2 separate regions of the Mus musculus genome follow, and region 1 is linked to region 2. Evidence: chromatin loops called from intact Hi-C (ENCODE). Cell type or tissue: gastrocnemius. All regions are shown on one strand. Each heading gives the region's core, and the rest is flanking DNA. Links, peaks and the distances in the headings are about the cores only.

Region 1 (8,327 bases), core at 295-8,294, 57 kb before region 2:
TGCTGGAATTAAAGGTGTACACCACCACTCAACTTTTTTCTACTTTTTTTTTTCTTTTTGAAACAGGATTTCTCTGTGTAGCCCTGGCTGTCCTGGAACTCACTCTGTAGACCAGGCTGGCCTCAAACTCAGAAATCGGCCTGCCTTTGCCTCCCAAGTGCAGAGGATGCTGGAATTAAAAACGTGTACCACCACTGCACAGCTTTTTTCCTACCTTTTTAAAAGACAAAGTCGGGCTGGTGAGATGGCTCAGTGGGTAAGAGCACCCGACTGCTCTTCTGAAGGTCTGAAGTTCAAATCCCAGCAACCATATGGTGGCTCACAACCACCCGTAATGAGATCTGATGCCCTCTTCTGGTGCGTCTGAAGACAACAGCTACAGTGTACTTACATATAATAAATAAATAAATCTAAAAAAATAAAAATAAAAAAAAAAGATTTAAAAGACAAAGTCTCTAGGTTATATAGCTCTAGCTGGCCTTGAGGGTCACCTAGTGCTTCCAAGTGCTGGGATTAAACACATATACCACCATGCACAGCGGTTTGCTGTTGTTGTTAACTTTCTGAGACATGAAGAAAACAAACAAACAAAAAATATTCAGGAGGCTGAAGCAGGTAGATCTCTGAGATCTCAGTACCAGCCTGATCTATAGAGTGAGTTCCCAGACAGTCAAAGCTATACAGAGAAACCTTTTCTCAGAGAAAGAAAGATACACAGAGAGAGAGAGAGAGAGAGAGAGAGAGAGCGAGCCAGAAACTGACTAAATTTCCCAGTATGACTTTGACCTTGTTCTGTATTACAGGCCAGTGTCAAATTTGCCTCCAGCCTCAGCCTCGTAAACAGCTCAGATTACAGGCCTAAACTACCTCTGTGACTATTGACCCACTTTGGCCGAGGAAATGGACATATTGGACATATGATCACCCACATCTTTAAAATCAGCACTCAGGAGGCAGAGGCAGGAGGATAGGATGATCTCTGTGAGGTTGATGCCAGCCTGGTCTACATAATTTCAGGCCAACCAGGGCTACATAGTAAGATCCTGTCTTAGGAAGAAAAGGGAGAAGGGCAAAGATAATAGTTGTGAGTATCTCATCACTGGCTTGACAACAGGTGACAGGATTGGAAGGCTGATCTTGATGGAGGAGGCTGCTGGGGTGGGGGTGATGGTGGGGGAAGGGGATGGGGGAGTGTCATCAGAAGTGAATGAATTTTAGAAAGTTTAGGAGGTGTGTGTACAGGTAAGTGTGTCACCTGCCGGGGGACTCAATGCTTCTCGTAATTTCCAGCTCCATACTACAGTGAGGCAGACACTGGTTTTATATGGGAAATTTTTATAGTAACGACAACAATCCTAGCAGATGGGCACAGTGTGAAGCTCCCTTCTAGATCTTAGGAAATCTCACCCCAGTCCATCTGCGTCCAGGACACAGGGTCACTCCTCTGGTCTAGGGGTCCATTTGAGTTGATTTATCTGGTGGTCTATATTGCTGGGTCTGTGGGGCCATGTGTGGGGCTCCCTGAGGACATGTGAGGTTTGTCCTGAAGGCTCCTTTGTATGGTCTTCTGGTCAGTTTTTGATCTGGGTAGGACTATATAATGGCCCATCTTTTGGGATACGGTCCTTGGATCCACTCTTATTTCATCCCCAGTCCTTGTGCAGGATCACTCAGAGGTGACGCTTCATGTGCAGAGCTAAGTGGTCAGAGCGTGAAAAAGCACGTGGGCAGAGGCCACAGCAGAAGGGACGATGTCCAGTGTGCTTCCGGTAGTGGCGCGTCAGTTCGTCTGAGCGAGCGAACCTCCAGTCACAGCCGTCCCAGGAGCAGGCATAAGGCTTCTCTCCTGAAGGACAGGGAGCTGTAAGTACCACCCTCCAAGCAACCCAGCTCCAGTTTGCACCCTTGATGAAGTAGAGCCAAGTCTTAGGACATACCTAGCCCACACAGTTAAAAGGTCACATAATCCTGCCTTCTGTGACTCAATCCTTTTCTGTATCTACAGCTGCAATCCTGCAGTTTTCTCACTTCCGGTCTCCTATCCCACTTCCGGTGTGCTAGTTCCCTGCCTTTTTATGTGGCTGCACCTTCGTTCTTTGTTCTCCGCGTTGCAGCTATTTCTTGCTCTGGCAGAGCCTCCCGATGATATCCAGTCTTGTTCCTCAACTTGGTTCAAGCCCAGAAATCCACCCCAGTGTTCAAGGCCCTGTCTCTGGTGATTCCCTCTCTTCCTGTTACAGCCTGTTGCGTGCCCTGCCATGCTTGGGAGACCCTCAGCTGTCTTCCAGTCCTGGGATGACCCCGTTTCTCTTTCTAGGCCCTGTCTCTCAGCATTTCCTTCTCTTCTTTTCTTTTTTCTTTCTTTCTTTTTTTTTTTAATTTATTTATTTATTATATGTAAGTACACTGTAGCTGTCTTCAGTCACACCAGAAGAGGGCATCGGATCCCATTACAGATGGTTGTGAGCCACCATGTGGTGCTGGGATTTAAACTCAGGACCTCTGGAAGAGCAGTCAGTGCTCTTAACCACTGAGCCATCTCTCCAGCCCCCTTCTCTTCTTTTCTTAACTCTGGGACCTCTGTCAGTTGCCCCTGAAACTGATTTTACTTGAGTGTCTCAACCTCCTGATCCCAGATGGTTCCAGCTCGAGCATGCATGTAAATACTGGCTATATCCTGAGCTCTGGCATTCCAAGCTTGTACCTTTCGGGTTCACCCCTCTAGTTTCTTCTCCCATCTCTAACCCAGGCCTTACACATCCACTTCTAACACCGAAGTCCCCAAAGTGTTCCCCAGGTCCTCTGTTACACCTATTTATTTATGAACCAGGATCTCACTAAGTAGCTCAGGCTGCTGAAACTCGCTATAATAGCCCAAATGGCCTCGAAGTCACTGCTATCCACCTGCCTCTGCCTCCCGAGTGTTTGTATTAGCCCATTTGGGTCTGGAATCGCCCCTTCTAGACTTGACCCAGTGTCTCAGGTGCGGTCTTCACGACCCCTAGAACTGGGGCCGCCTTTAGCCACGCCTCTGACTACCCTCCGGCCCCTCCCTTCGTTCACTAGCGGCTCCCGCCCCGCCCCCGCCCGTCTGGCCCCGCCCTTACCCGTGTGCGTGCGCAGGTGCGCCTTGAGGTGCGAGCTCTTGGTGTAGCTCTTCCCGCAGCCTTCGTGCCCGCACGTATGTGCCGCCTGCCTCTTAGGTGCCAAAGTTCGCCGGCTGCGTTTGGGCGGCGCAGTTCCCGGGGACAAGCCTGCGTCTCCGGCGATCGCAGTGGCCCCGAGTTCTGTGGCCACAGTCCCAGGTCCCAGACAATTCAAGAAGGAAGGGGGCGCCGTGGGACCAGCAGAAGGCGCCGCGAGCCCGCGAAAGAGCTGGAAGTGGCCTTGGTACTGTGGCGCGGGGTACAGCGCGGGGTATCCCGACAGCAGCCCATAGGGGGCGCCTGGAGCTGCGGGCACCGCAAGCCCCGCCCGCGGGAAGAAGCCCCCTACGGAGCCCGCTCGCGAGTCGGAGTACGAGGGCTGAGCCTTGGGAGCGAGTCCCGGGGCCAGGGCAGGGGCCACGAAGGGTTCAGGGGCTGGGGGTCTCGGAGTCGGGTGCGCCCAGCTTGTGTGCTCCTCGGAGCCCAAAGGCCCAGTCACCAACCCTGGGCCACCCGCATAGGCGCCCAGAGACTCAGGCGGCTCGAACTGTGCCACTGGCCCCACGCTGGGCGCCAGGGCACAGGTCCGGGAAGTGCCGGGAGACTCGGAACCTGGAAAGTTTGTAAGGAAAAGATCCGGGTCCCACGCACAGGTCACGTCCCTCTCATCGTCCTCTCCGGAAGGGTCCTCCGATTTCAGACTCACGTGATGGGACGGCCCCGTGGGATTCGGGGGCCCCGGCCCCAAATCCTGCGTCTCCTCAGACCGCCACCACTGCGGGAGGGAGCGTACTGCTTGAATGGTAGGCACTGGGTACCTGGCCCTCAAACAACCCTGGCTGGAAACACCGTTGGTGCCTGTCATTTACCCACACGGTTCCCCTAACCCCTTTCTCAGCTCCAGACAACTCCATTAGGTCTTGCTAGAGACAGCTAAGACACTTACCAAGAATAGTATTCAGGATGGGAGAAGGGGTTGCAGAGTTCTGAGTCAAAGGGGACAGCTTCGACTCCGTTTTCCCTAGCCTTTCCCTGTCTTCACATAGCCCAGAAAATTACAGCTCAAAGCCTGGAAATCCCAGGACACCTTTATCTGGACCTTTGTCTCTATGAGCCTAGTCTCTTAAGATATAGAGCTTAGAATTCTGCTTCCTGTTGGAGAAATAGGCCTCACCTTGATCTCAGACCCCTAGAACATCTCCCCCAAACAAGGCTCAGAGGCTCTCCCACTCCTCCACCCCCAAAAAACAGAGCAGAGGATATTAAAGTAAGATAGACGCCCCACCCCTAAGCACTATGCCCTATGCAAGACCACCTGCCCCCTCCCACACACTCACACTGGCCCCACCTTGAGGAAGTCCTCCTGGGTGTCCAGGAACTGTCCCAGGGTGGTGAGTGTACTGATGGAGGGTAAGACAGTCTCAGCTGAGGCCATGGCTGGCTGGTGTCCACCCTGGACCTCAGGCCTCCTCTCTCTCTTCTGCCTCATGGGCTATGAGGCTAGGAAAGTTTCTTGGAGGGCTCCTGTCTGCCCACATCTGATTGGCTGTCTTCCCTGATAAGACCCAGGCAAAGCAAAACGGCAAAGGAGGGGTGTGTGCGATATGTGTGTGGTGTGCTTCTTTTTTTTTTTTTTTAAGGTTTTCGAAACAGGGTTTCTCTGTGTAACTGAGCCCTGGCTGTCCTGGACTGGCTTATGTAGACCAGGCTGGCCTAGAACTCACAGACATCTGCCTACCTCTGTCTCCTGAGTGCTGGGATTAAAGTTGTGATGTGTCACTTTCAAGGAATAGACCTCACCCTGGCCTGTTTTCAAACTGGTCCCTGAAAACCAACCCTGTATGTAAAGTCAATCAGATGTCAAGGAATAGGGGCTTCAAAGTTTTAGGATTCAGGTTGGGTAAAGAAAAGTCCTGGTCGCTGCTCCCCACCCCCACCCCACCTCCCACAGGACTGAGAAGACCCCTCTGGTTTGGTTTCAAGTCTCTCTCCAAGGAGTGGACCAGGAAGGATAGATTTCTTGGGAAAGGTCTTTGGGACCCTTTGACCCCCATGGAGACCACTGCAGTCCTTACTCTCCCAGACAACAGCAGCAACGGTGCTAGTGGCGGGCCTTGGCACCGGCTCCCTTTCAGGCATTATCAGACACACCAGATGTTTCAGGCCGCTATCAGGTAGGGGGCCCAGAACAACCATAGCTCTGTTCCTCCTTGAGCAGAAGAGCTGGGGGTTGGTGCCACAAATTATTTTAGCTTTGAATTGCTCTGTTGTGTTGAGGTCTGAGCTGTTTAGCAAAAGGAGTCCCCTCAAATCAGCCCACTCTGGGGCTCTGAGGACCCTCACTGGCTACTGCATGGAGCTGAAGGGGATGGCTAGGAAGTTTACAGTGTGGTGGGCTAGGACCCATAGATGGAGCTGCAGCTAGTATGCCGTTCAGAAGAGCTCAGCCCTGACTCTGCCTAACGGCTCATTGTGTGCGGGACCCCATGATAGATGGCCTGCTATTCCCATACTTCTATTCTGGTGCCCTATGAGTCAGGGTAGGGAAATGGGGTGTCACGGGTACAATAATATCACACATACACCATCATTGCTCGGTGTCCATAGGGGACATCAGATCCATTATAGAAAATGGTACCTAGTCAGGCATGGTAGTGATGCCTTTAATCCCAGCACTTGGAAAGCAGAGGCTGGTGGATCTCTATGAATTTGAAAGGTCTGTTTGGTCTACATAATAAGTTCCAGGACAACCAGGGCTACATAGTCTTTGTCTCGAAAGACGACAACAAGGGTAAAACAGTGCTGGGGACTTAGCTTCATGGAGTGCTTGCACCGTATTAACTTTAAAAGAAAAGCATAAAGACCTAGGTTCAGATCCCTGGCACTGACACAAAAGCCAAGTGTCACTGTGCATGTCTAAGACTAGTGCTAGACAGATGGAAACGGGAAGATACCTGGTGCTCACTGGATAGTCAGCCTAGCCGATCAGGTCCAGTGTCAGGCCCAGCATAGGAAATAAGGTAAAGAAAACGAAGGAAGAGACCATCAACCCTGACCGCTGGGCTGCACGCATGCTCAAGCACACACTAGACACACGCCCCAACAATCAGTGTGCTAAGACGAGTAACCGGAGGACAACAGGCTAATGGAGGAGGGCAGGCAACCATGGAAGGTTACATGCCTCATTATTTTGTCTATATAATTGCCAGAACAGGTCAGGACGAGCAGTGCTTCCCAGAGGCTGGGGCAGGAGACTGCTAGGAGACAAAGTCTCATTTGGGAGGACAGAAACATTCTGAAACTCAGTAGAAGTGTTTGTCACAGGACACTGTGGTGCTACATTGCCCACTGAATCTGCATTTATTTATTGATTGATTGATTGATTGATTGTATGAGTACACTGTTGCTGTCCCCAGACACACCAGAAGAGTCCATCATATCCCATTACAGATGATTATGAGCCACAACCAAAGAAGACATTTTACTGGGGCTTGCTCACATTTTCATAGGTGTAGTCCATTATCATAGTGGGGAGCATGGTGGCATGAAGGCAGGAGCTGGTCCAATAACTGAGAGAAACATCCTGAGAGAGAGAGAGAGACTTTGAACCTCAAAGCCAACCTCCAGCGACACACTTCCCAATTCTTACAACCCTTTCAAAAAGTGCCACTCTCTGGTAATTAGGCATTCAATATATGAGCCTTTGGGGGCCATTCTGGGATTTATTGTTTTTGTTTTTTCAAGACAAAGTCTCTGTGTAGCCTGGAACTTGTTTAGCAGACCAGGCTGACCTCGAACTCCCTCTGCTTCTAGAATGCTCGGATTAAAGGTGTATGCCACCACCATCCAGCTACGGGGACTATTCTTTTTATTTAATTATTTTATTATTTTATTTATGTATATGAGTACACTGTCACTGTCTTCAGACACAGCAGAAGAGGGCGTTGGGTCCCATTACAGATGGTTGTGAGCCACCATGTGGTTGCTTGTAATTGAACTCAGGACCTCTGGAAGAGCAAACAGGGTGCTCTTTCCCACTTCTCTCCAGTCCCCTATTAGGACCATCCTTAAACCTCCACAGAACCTTTGATAGGAAAGTTTTCTTATATAGCCCCACCTGCACAGGGCATAGTCAGATTCACAGGAATTAGGGGTTGAAGAGGCCAAGGGCTGCAGGATAAGGGAGGTGACCAAGTGGAGAACTATACATAGTGTCAGAAAGCCCAGGGTGATGATGCAGTCCCTGTTGTATAAGGGGAGAGTCAGAAGGTTTTGTTTTACTGTTAAGGGTGAGAGAGTGTGTGCTCTAAACAGGACCAGTAAGAGAAAGGGGAGAACCCAAAGAGACGATAAACTACCTAAGCCAGTCTATTTAGCCACCCAGACCTAGCGTCTCTCCTACCCAAGTGATAAAGTTACGTTTGCTTTCTCTGCAGCTCAATTTTCTTTCTTTCACGGACTTTCAATCTTTCATCTGCCAGGAAAAGACCTCAAGATCCCCTAGACAACCACCAGCACCCCATTAGAGCAGGATCTCGTGAGATCGTCGTAAAGGGTGTAGCTCAGAGCATGTGCTTAGCATGCACTCTGGGGCAGAGCATGTGCTTAGCATGCACCAGCTCTGGTTTGATGTTGGGGTTTGAATTAAGGTGAATTATGTGAAGATAAAGTGAATTTGAGAAGGGGCCTAGGAACATCTGGTGTTGATGTTTCTCAAGAAGGATTTGTGTTACAACATAATGTATGTTTCAACTCCTAGTGGAAGGGACCCAGGAGTGCCTGAGACCTTCCTCCATCTCTAGAGCATAGTCAGGGTAAATGATGTTCCCACACCTCAGATGTTTTTCTGAAGACAAATAACATTGTTGTGCTTTATACAACCTTGAGCATGCTGGCTGTGAGCAGCCTTCTCTGTTACCAAAGGAGCTCTAATAATAAAAATGAGCCTTGTCCTGTAAATTGGGCTTAGGTGCTGGGCTGTGTAACCACCGTGATTTCCTGCTTCAGTTCTTTTGGCATTAATAAGAAAGGCTTTAGCTAGCCTCTCACAAATAAATAAATAAATAAATAAATAAATAAATAAATAAATAAATAAATAAAGATAATAATAAAACCAAACAACTACAATTACAGAAAAATTAAAACAAAAGTTTCCAAAGAGAATAGCCACACCCAAATAGA
Region 2 (8,327 bases), core at 149-8,148:
ACCTGGTTTGTTGTGAGAAGCAATACCATGTCAACAGATGCACACAGTATTTGGTAACAACAATCTAACAGTGGACCATGCTTCAGACTTTTTTCCAGTATAGTGATGAAACGCAAACCTCACGCTTTGCTAGACAAGGGCTCTATCACAGAGGTATACATCCCCAGTTCTGAGACACTCCAAAACATGATTTGAGCCTGTTACACATTATTTCTAGCACTTCCTAATTCCAACCCTATAGTTAAGTCATGTATTCAGGTTTCATCAATTTAGGCCCCTTTCTCTCAGCTTCAAAAATTTGTTTTCCCCCAATGATTTTTTTTTCTCTTGTGACACGGTTTCACTGTGTAAGTCTGGCAGACCTAGACTACAGTAAGTACACCAGGCTGACCTGGAACTCACAGAGATCCACTAGAACCCCGGCCCTCCCAATGCTGTGATTAAAGATGTGCTACCATACCTGATTTTTTTTTTTACAAAGATTTATTTATTTGTTTTATGTATATGAGTGCACTGTAGCTGTACAGATGGTTGTGAGCCTTCATGTGGTTGTTGGGAATTGAATTTAGGACCTCTGCTCGCTTAGGTCGGCCTCACTCACTCTGGTCAACCCTGCTCGCTCAGGCCCAAAGATTTATTTATTATAATACGTAAGTACACTGTAGCTGTCTTCTGACACACCAGAGGAGGGCGTTAGATCTCATTACAGATGGTTGTGTGCCACCGTATGGTTGTTGGGATTTGAACTCAGGACCTTCGGAAGAGCAGTCAGTGCTCTTACCTGCTGAGCCATCTCATCAGCCCTACCTGATTTTCTTAATTAAAAAAAGAAAAAGAAAAAGAAAAAGAAAAAAAAAGTGAGGGGTTGGAGAGATGGCTCAGTGGTTAAGATCATAGACTGCTCTCCCGAAGATCCTGAGTTCAAATCCCAGCAACCACATGGTGGCTCACAACTATCTGTAATGGGATCCAATGCCCTCTTCTGGTGTGTCTGAAGACAGCTACAGTGTACTTACATATAATAAATAAATAAATCTTTAAAAAAAAAGAAAAGAGAATATAGTGTTTGTGTGCATGTACCTGCATTACACATCACAACATAGTGTGGAGGTCAGAGGACACCGGCTCTCACCGTCCACCTTATCTGACACAGGGTCTCTCTTCTTTTCTCCTGCTGCATTGCAAGCAAGCTGGTCAAGTGTGATTCTCATGTTCCTGCCTGCTATCCTGCTGAAGTATACTGCGTTTACAGTTGTGCATTACCACATTCAGGGTTTGTTTTTTTTTTAAAGCTTTTAATTTTTATTTTATTTGTATAGATGTTTTGCCTGCACGTATGTCTCTGTACTATTTACACATCTGGTGCCCACAGAATAGGGCTTCAGACCCTCTGAAACTCAAATTACCTGGTTTTGATCCTTCATGTGTGTGTGCTGGGAATAGGACTGGGGTCATTCAGAAGAGCAGCCAGTGCTCCAAACCAATCTCTCCTGTCCTTTATTTCATTGTGTTAAAGCAGTGTATCATTTAACCCAGGCTGGCCTCAAACTCACTATGCAGCTGAGAACTGAACTTTTGACCCCTGCTTCACTCACCGTCTTGGGTACTAGGACAAAGCAGAAGGCATCAAGCATATGTGTCAGTGGCACAGGACTGGAGGGAGGGTCAGGTCAGTCACAGGTCTGTCAAGATCATGTTGAACTTGGGTGTCCTCCAGTGGGACCTTCACCAGCAATGCTGAGTTCTGTACACTGCCTGGGGGACAGGGTGGAGACCCAGCTTCTTGACCTCAAGTGTCATTGCTTGACTGAGTTCCTCTCACTGCAAAGGAAGCACGCCATTTTTGTAAGGATTCCTTCTGCGCAGTTCATAGTCTTGTTTCAGGGTTCCCAATTCCTCAGTTTGGAAACACCTCCCATCCCCCATCCCCTACAGGTACTGTTCTTCCTCCTCCAGGCAGCAGGCAGAGTCACATGATTTGAGTCAGAGGACTCCAGATCCAAGGGTCCTGCTTATCTCACTAGAACTATCACCATAGCCATCTGTGTCCTTTTTCCTCCTCAAACGGCACCCCTTGCCTTCTGCCGTTTATTGCAAAAGCCAAGTCGTTTGTGGGAGACCACAAGAAGTGACTCCTTTCATTCTCCAGCTTAAGAGAAAGAGAAAAAAAAAAAAAACAAAAATCAAAAAACCCCTACTTCTCACCCAAGAAAACACGCTTACACTCACACCCCTGAGACTTCTGTGTTTCCTGCTCTTGAACCGTGGACAGCCCTAAAAGGTTTAAAAGCATTTCTGTCAAGATAGCTCAGGGTCACCCCTGTTGGCTTCTGACATTTCAGGGAGGCGAAATGACTTGTATCATGTCACACAGGCTGCAGGGAACTACGGGACGAGAGGAGAAAGCTGGTACGTTCTCTATGGCCTGAACAACTGTGGAACCAGAATGCAGCGAAACCTCAGGATCCTGGCTGGCCCTTGACCTTATCCTGAATAGGAAACGCTCGCCATCGGTGGGCGTTCCCTAGGTGCAGGACAGACGGAACGTGAAAGTTGCAAATAATCCTTACTTCTTCCCTCTGACCAGAGAGGATGGGAAAGGGCCGAAGCTAAGGACCCGTCTCGGTCCCGCACCGCACGGTTAACACCTGGTACCGCTCGCGCGGATTCTTTAAACGACTCCTAGCGAGCCAGAGACTCTCAGCAGCAAGGGCGGGGTTGGGCTGAGGTTCAGTCACGTGACCGTGCCTGAGTGGGCTAGCGGCCCCCACCCCACCAGGGGGCGTCCCCCACAACGCGTGGTCGACCCTCATTGGCCCATAGTGCGACCAATAGAAATCAGCCATCTGGGATCCCAGCGTTCCGAGCCACAGCCTAACTTGCTGAGCCAACTGGGAAGCAATGGAAAGGGACAGCTGTAGGTCTAAACCAGTCAAAAGGACCGAGGGGCGGGCTCAGCGGCTGTGTCAGGTTCGGGTGAGAGGTAGGTGAATATAAATTGAAGCGGCGGTGGCCGCGTCCGTCAATACCGCAGAGCCGCTGCCTGAAGATCGTCTTAAAAGGCCTGTGTGCCGCCGCCCCCTCGGCCCGCCATGCTCCTTTCGGTGCCGCTCCTGCTTGGCCTCCTCGGCCTGGCCGCCGCAGACCCTGCCATCTATTTCAAAGAGCAGTTCTTGGACGGAGGTAAGGTCTGGGCCCGTCTCGAGGCCGCTTAGCGACTGCTGGGCCCCGAGACCTCGGCTGCCTCGTCGTGTGTAATGTAATTACCGTTCAGAGGGCCAACACTGTGGCCCCAGAGGGACTAGGGCCGCGGGCGGTTCCATGTGTGCGTCCTTGTGGGACTAGGAAGGCTCAGCCGTTTCCCGCCCCCAGAGTTAGGATTCGTCCAAGGACCTGAAGCCCATCGAGATGTCAAGTTTGAGGTTGGGATGGGAATCCCCTTCCCCACCCCCACCTGCTTGTAGCTCCTGACAGACGTTGGTTATGGGGGCGGGGGTCGGACGGCCCCGCTAATCTGACTCTATGCCCTTCCCTTTCAGATGCCTGGACCAACCGCTGGGTCGAATCCAAACATAAGTCCGATTTTGGCAAATTTGTCCTCAGTTCTGGCAAATTTTACGGGGACCTGGAGAAGGATAAAGGTACAAGGGAGTGGGTGCAGGACAACTTCCTGGAGGAAGCTGTAGTCAGCACATACATCTTGTTGGGGCTTTTCCCAGGAACACGGGAGCCAAGGACAGGTGGAGGAAGGAAGGGAGGTCAGCCGTGCCCCTCTAGGTCTAGGGTATTCCGGGTTCACCTGATGACAGTCCCATTTCATCACAGGGCTGCAGACAAGCCAAGATGCCCGATTTTACGCACTGTCCGCCAAATTCGAACCCTTCAGCAATAAGGGCCAGACACTGGTGGTACAGTTCACGGTGAAGCATGAGCAGAATATCGACTGTGGGGGCGGCTACGTGAAGCTGTTTCCGAGTGGTTTGGACCAGAAGGACATGCATGGAGACTCAGAATATAACATCATGTTTGGTGAGGGGCCCCCAGCCAGTGCTGACCTCTGCCGGTTGGACAGTGGGTGCAGACTGAAACCCTTTGTAACCAGAATGCTGATCTTCATACCATGGAAAGCACTTGAATGATGAAAATTTTTGTCCTGAAGGACAACTTTATTAGTTGGTGTACAATATTACTTGAAGACTTATATTGTTCATTTGTATGATATTTTCTACGTGTTAATAATTTTAGAAATGATGCTAATGACAGGGTCTAAAAATCAGTGAAAAATCTGAGCATGTGCATATTTCTTCTGTACTCAAGTATGAAAGGGTGTGCTAGTGTGAAGGTCAGAGGGCAACTTTGGAAATCTCTTTTGTCATCTGGGTTCTAGGATCAAATTTGGATTGTCAGGCTTAGTGGCAAGTACCTAATTTACCACTGAGCCATTTGCTGGCCCCAGAATGGTAATCGTTTCAGATTTGTAGTCTTTTATGCCTTTAATGGATGCATTGAAGTCAGATGTATAACTGTTCCTGAACAGTTAGGACTTTGTATAGAGAACCTGTCTCAAAAAAACAAACAAACCCCAACCAAAACAGGTTTTTATTTCTGGATAGCGATGGCTGTGTATATGTGTAATTCCAGCATTCAGACCACTGAAGTAGATCAGAACTTTAAAGGCAGCTTCAGTTAAATGTAACAGTCTCCTCTGTCAAAAATAAAATAAGAGCTGGAGATAGAATTCAGTGGTTTCAGAGAACACAAGCTCAGTTCCCAGCACTCACACAGTGTCCTGTGACTCCCGTGCCCACTTCAGACCTCTGCAGGCTCCTGTGTATGCATGGTATATAGTCACAAATAGATGAGGTTAGGTCTCCCTTTCTCAAAGGATAGAGCCTGCCATCAGCCTGCATATGCTTCCTACATAGGTCCGGACATCTGCGGTCCTGGCACCAAGAAGGTTCATGTCATCTTTAACTACAAGGGCAAGAATGTGCTGATCAACAAGGATATCCGGTGTAAGGTGTGCCTGGGGTAGTCATTTAAATGGCTGTCATGGGAGGTCCCGGCAGCCTGGTGGGAGGGACTGCTCACCTCCTTCCCTCTTCAGGATGATGAATTCACACACCTATACACACTGATTGTGCGGCCAGACAACACCTATGAGGTGAAAATTGACAACAGCCAGGTGGAGTCAGGCTCCTTGGAGGATGATTGGGACTTTCTGCCACCCAAGAAGATAAAGGACCCTGATGCTGCCAAGCCGGAAGACTGGGATGAACGAGCCAAGATCGATGACCCCACAGATTCCAAGCCTGAGGTTAGTGTTGGGAGGGTAGCTCCACCTCTGTCATAGAATGGAGGACATCTGGGTCCACTTTGACCTCCACGTGTACTCCTAGGACTGGGACAAGCCAGAGCACATCCCTGACCCTGATGCTAAGAAGCCTGAGGACTGGGATGAAGAGATGGATGGAGAGTGGGAACCACCAGTGATTCAAAATCCTGAATACAAGGTAGGCTTGGGTGTTTGGGTGTGGCTCCCTGGTGGGATGTTTCCTTGGGTGCTATGATTAATGTTGCACTGCAGAAACAAACCAAGATAGGCCTTGGGGTCCTAGTCGGGGTTGTTGGCTGTACTGTGGGATGTGTCTGCCTCTCTATTCATCTGGTTTTCTTCTACAGGGCGAGTGGAAACCACGTCAAATTGACAACCCAGATTACAAGGGTACCTGGATACACCCAGAAATTGACAACCCTGAATACTCCCCCGATGCAAATATCTATGCCTATGATAGTTTTGCTGTACTGGGCCTAGATCTCTGGCAGGTGAGACATAGGAAAGACAAGGGTTCCTGGCAGACCTCAAGTCAGGATCATACTGGTTTATCTGGAGGGAAGAACAGGCAGAGGCACCAACCCTAAGGTGTTCTGAAATGGTCCGCCTAATGAGGCATTTCCTGTTTTATCTCCTTTTTCTTACTCAAGAAAGATGGTTTATTGTTAAAGCATTTTTATGTGTATGGTTATATAGAGGTCAGAGGAAAACTTATCAGAGAAGTTGGTTCTCTTCACTATGTGAGTCCTTGGAATCAACTCTGGTCATTAAAAAAATCTTGGCAACCAAGTGCCTTCATTTGCTGAGCTATCTCTGCCTCCACTGAGCACTTTTCTCTTTTCTGCAGGGCTACTTGGCATGTGCTAAGTCTTTTGCCAAAGTGCCCCTGCAAAATCACCTGGGATTACCCAGTTACAGCTCTGCTCACTGCCCACCCTGGCTACATAACCAAATAAGATTTTAAGAAACATTGGTACCGAGTTTTTGTTGTTGATGTTTTGTGTCTAGGCCAGTTCTTGGCATGAGTTGGAAAAAGAGAGCCCCAGAATGCCTGTTTTATAGAGAAAGTAGTGTGGAAAGTGAAGCCAGTAGTCCATCCAGGTCATTAGGGTGTGAGTTCTGGAAGCATGGCTTCTAAACTGTAATGCTCCCAGGATCACAGCTCCCCCCACCCCGCAACCCCCAGCCAGGCAGGCTGGTCTTGGTGTATGTATGTATGGTATGTACTGACTGGCCTAAAATTCTTTACTTCTGCCTACCTTCTCAGTGCATCAACTTACATACTTGCCTGTCCCACCCACTTTTCTTTTGGACATGATCTCACTATAATCCTGTTGGCTTGGACCTCCACAAGTAGTCTGTCTTCTCAGAGCTGGGATCTAAGGCATGTCCTACCACACCCTGCTGCCCCACACATTTTGGTGGATTCAAAGACTAGGAAAGGTGGGAATAGAGGCCTGTCCAGAGCCAGGACTGCCAGAAGTCACTGCTGACCACCTGTCTTTCCGTTCTTTCCCAGGTCAAGTCCGGGACAATCTTTGACAATTTCCTCATCACCAATGATGAGGCCTATGCAGAGGAGTTTGGCAATGAGACGTGGGGTGTTACCAAGGTGGGTCAGAGCTCTTTGTTTACTCTAGGGGTCATCTGGGAGGACTGGCAGACAGATTTGAGCCAGGTATTAAAAGATATGGTTGGTTGGTCCTCACAGGCTGCAGAGAAGCAGATGAAGGACAAGCAGGATGAGGAGCAGAGGCTTAAGGAAGAAGAAGAGGACAAGAAGCGTAAAGAGGAAGAAGAAGCTGAGGATAAAGAGGATGATGATGACAGAGATGAAGATGAGGACGAAGAAGATGAGAAGGAGGAAGATGAGGAAGAATCCCCTGGCCAAGCCAAGGATGAGCTGTAGAGGCCACACCACCTGCCTTCAGGGCTGGACTGAGGCCTGAACACCCTGCCGCAGAGCTGGCTGCTCCCAATAATGTCTCTATGAGACTCAAGAACTTTTCATTTTTTCCAGGCAGGTTCAGATCTGGGGTAGATTCTGATTTTGTTCCCCTGCCTCCCCCATTACCCCCCCCCCTTTTTTTTTTTACTGGTGTTTGTCTTTAATTCTCCTTCAGCCCTCATCTGGTTTCTCATTTTTGAATCAACATCTTTTCCTTCTGTCCCTCCCTTTCTCCATCTTTTGGTCACTACCCTCCAACTCTAGGAACAGGGGTGTAGAGGAGAAGCCCTAGGCTTGAGATTTCATCTGCTCTCCTTCCTGCATCTCAGAGGAGGGCAGGAGAAGGGGGTGGTGTTTTCCCTCCCCCCGCACTGAGGAAGAATGGGGCTCTTCTCATCCCCTTTCTCCCTTGCCCCCAGGACTGGGCCACTTGTGGGGCAGCCAGTTCTAGCACAGCTCACACTGAGAGTGTAAGAACTACAAACAAAATTTCTATTAAATTAAGTTTTGTGTCTTCCCTATTGTGTCTCCTTCTCTGGGAGGATGTACATCAGGAGCTAAAAGCAGCCTTTCTCAGGTGCGGGTGACGTATGTTTCAGCTACTGGAGTTTGCAGAGTCTCAGAAATGTCATTTATATGTATCCCATAGTCTCTAAATGGGAGAGTAGCCATCAGGTCTTGATCCTAAACTCATAGACGTGTAAGTTTTGATTCTAGCACAGACCTCATTGACAGACTGACTAGAATTTAGTGAATTCAAATATTAGCCATCTTGGTTAAAAGTGGGATGGATCTGTTGGACTGACACCTAGGAAAGCTGAGCAAAGTTCACAGTAGTGGGGTGCATGCTGGTAGATAATAGTCAAAGGGACTGACTGAGCTCAGGGACAGTGATCTACTTTCCCCAAGGGCCCATGGTTCTAGGACTGAGCTGATAAAGATAGATTCCAGGATTGGGTTATGTAGTTCAGTTGGACACTTAGCTAGCATGGCCTGGGTTCCATCCCCACCACAAGGAAAAGAAGAGACTCATTGTTGAGTCTC

Evidence for each region. Peaks named below come from ENCODE experiments on the same cell type or tissue, not always from the same donor. Only the 100,000 strongest peaks of a DNase experiment are listed, where the experiment ranks them.
Region 1: it touches region 2 in a loop (2.9-fold over the local background); 16 of 42 quality-filtered maps call a loop at or near these places.

Annotation. Positions count from the first base shown.
Region 1 is chr8:84,898,283-84,906,609 of GRCm38, reverse strand. It overlaps Klf1 (Kruppel-like factor 1 (erythroid)), which reads right to left and starts at 4,628. Exons shown (of 3, transcript NM_010635.3): 1 at 4,495-4,628; 2 at 3,108-3,921; 3 at 1,319-1,846. The coding sequence starts at 4,581. The coding sequence ends at 1,671. It overlaps Gm39213 (predicted gene, 39213), which reads right to left. Exons shown (of 3, transcript NR_168730.1): 3 at 6,459-6,729. In gastrocnemius, for the core only: a CTCF peak has its summit at 3,428; DNase peaks (open chromatin) are centred at 3,420 and 3,859; H3K4me3 peaks cover 1,542 bases; H3K27ac peaks cover 1,535 bases.
Region 2 is chr8:84,841,564-84,849,890 of GRCm38, reverse strand. Calr (calreticulin) reads left to right here and starts at 2,960. Exons shown (of 9, transcript NM_007591.3): 1 at 2,960-3,183; 2 at 3,540-3,641; 3 at 3,826-4,029; 4 at 4,926-5,020; 5 at 5,108-5,317; 6 at 5,400-5,513; 7 at 5,683-5,826; 8 at 6,855-6,947; 9 at 7,047-7,803. The coding sequence starts at 3,093. The coding sequence ends at 7,244. 1700122E12Rik (a long non-coding RNA gene) reads right to left here and starts at 2,744. Exons shown (of 3, transcript XR_106144.5): 1 at 2,571-2,744; 2 at 1,596-1,821. In gastrocnemius, for the core only: CTCF peaks have their summits at 2,769 (motif pointing right) and 4,063 (motif pointing left); DNase peaks (open chromatin) are centred at 2,847 and 4,003; H3K4me3 peaks cover 3,660 bases; H3K27ac peaks cover 2,727 bases.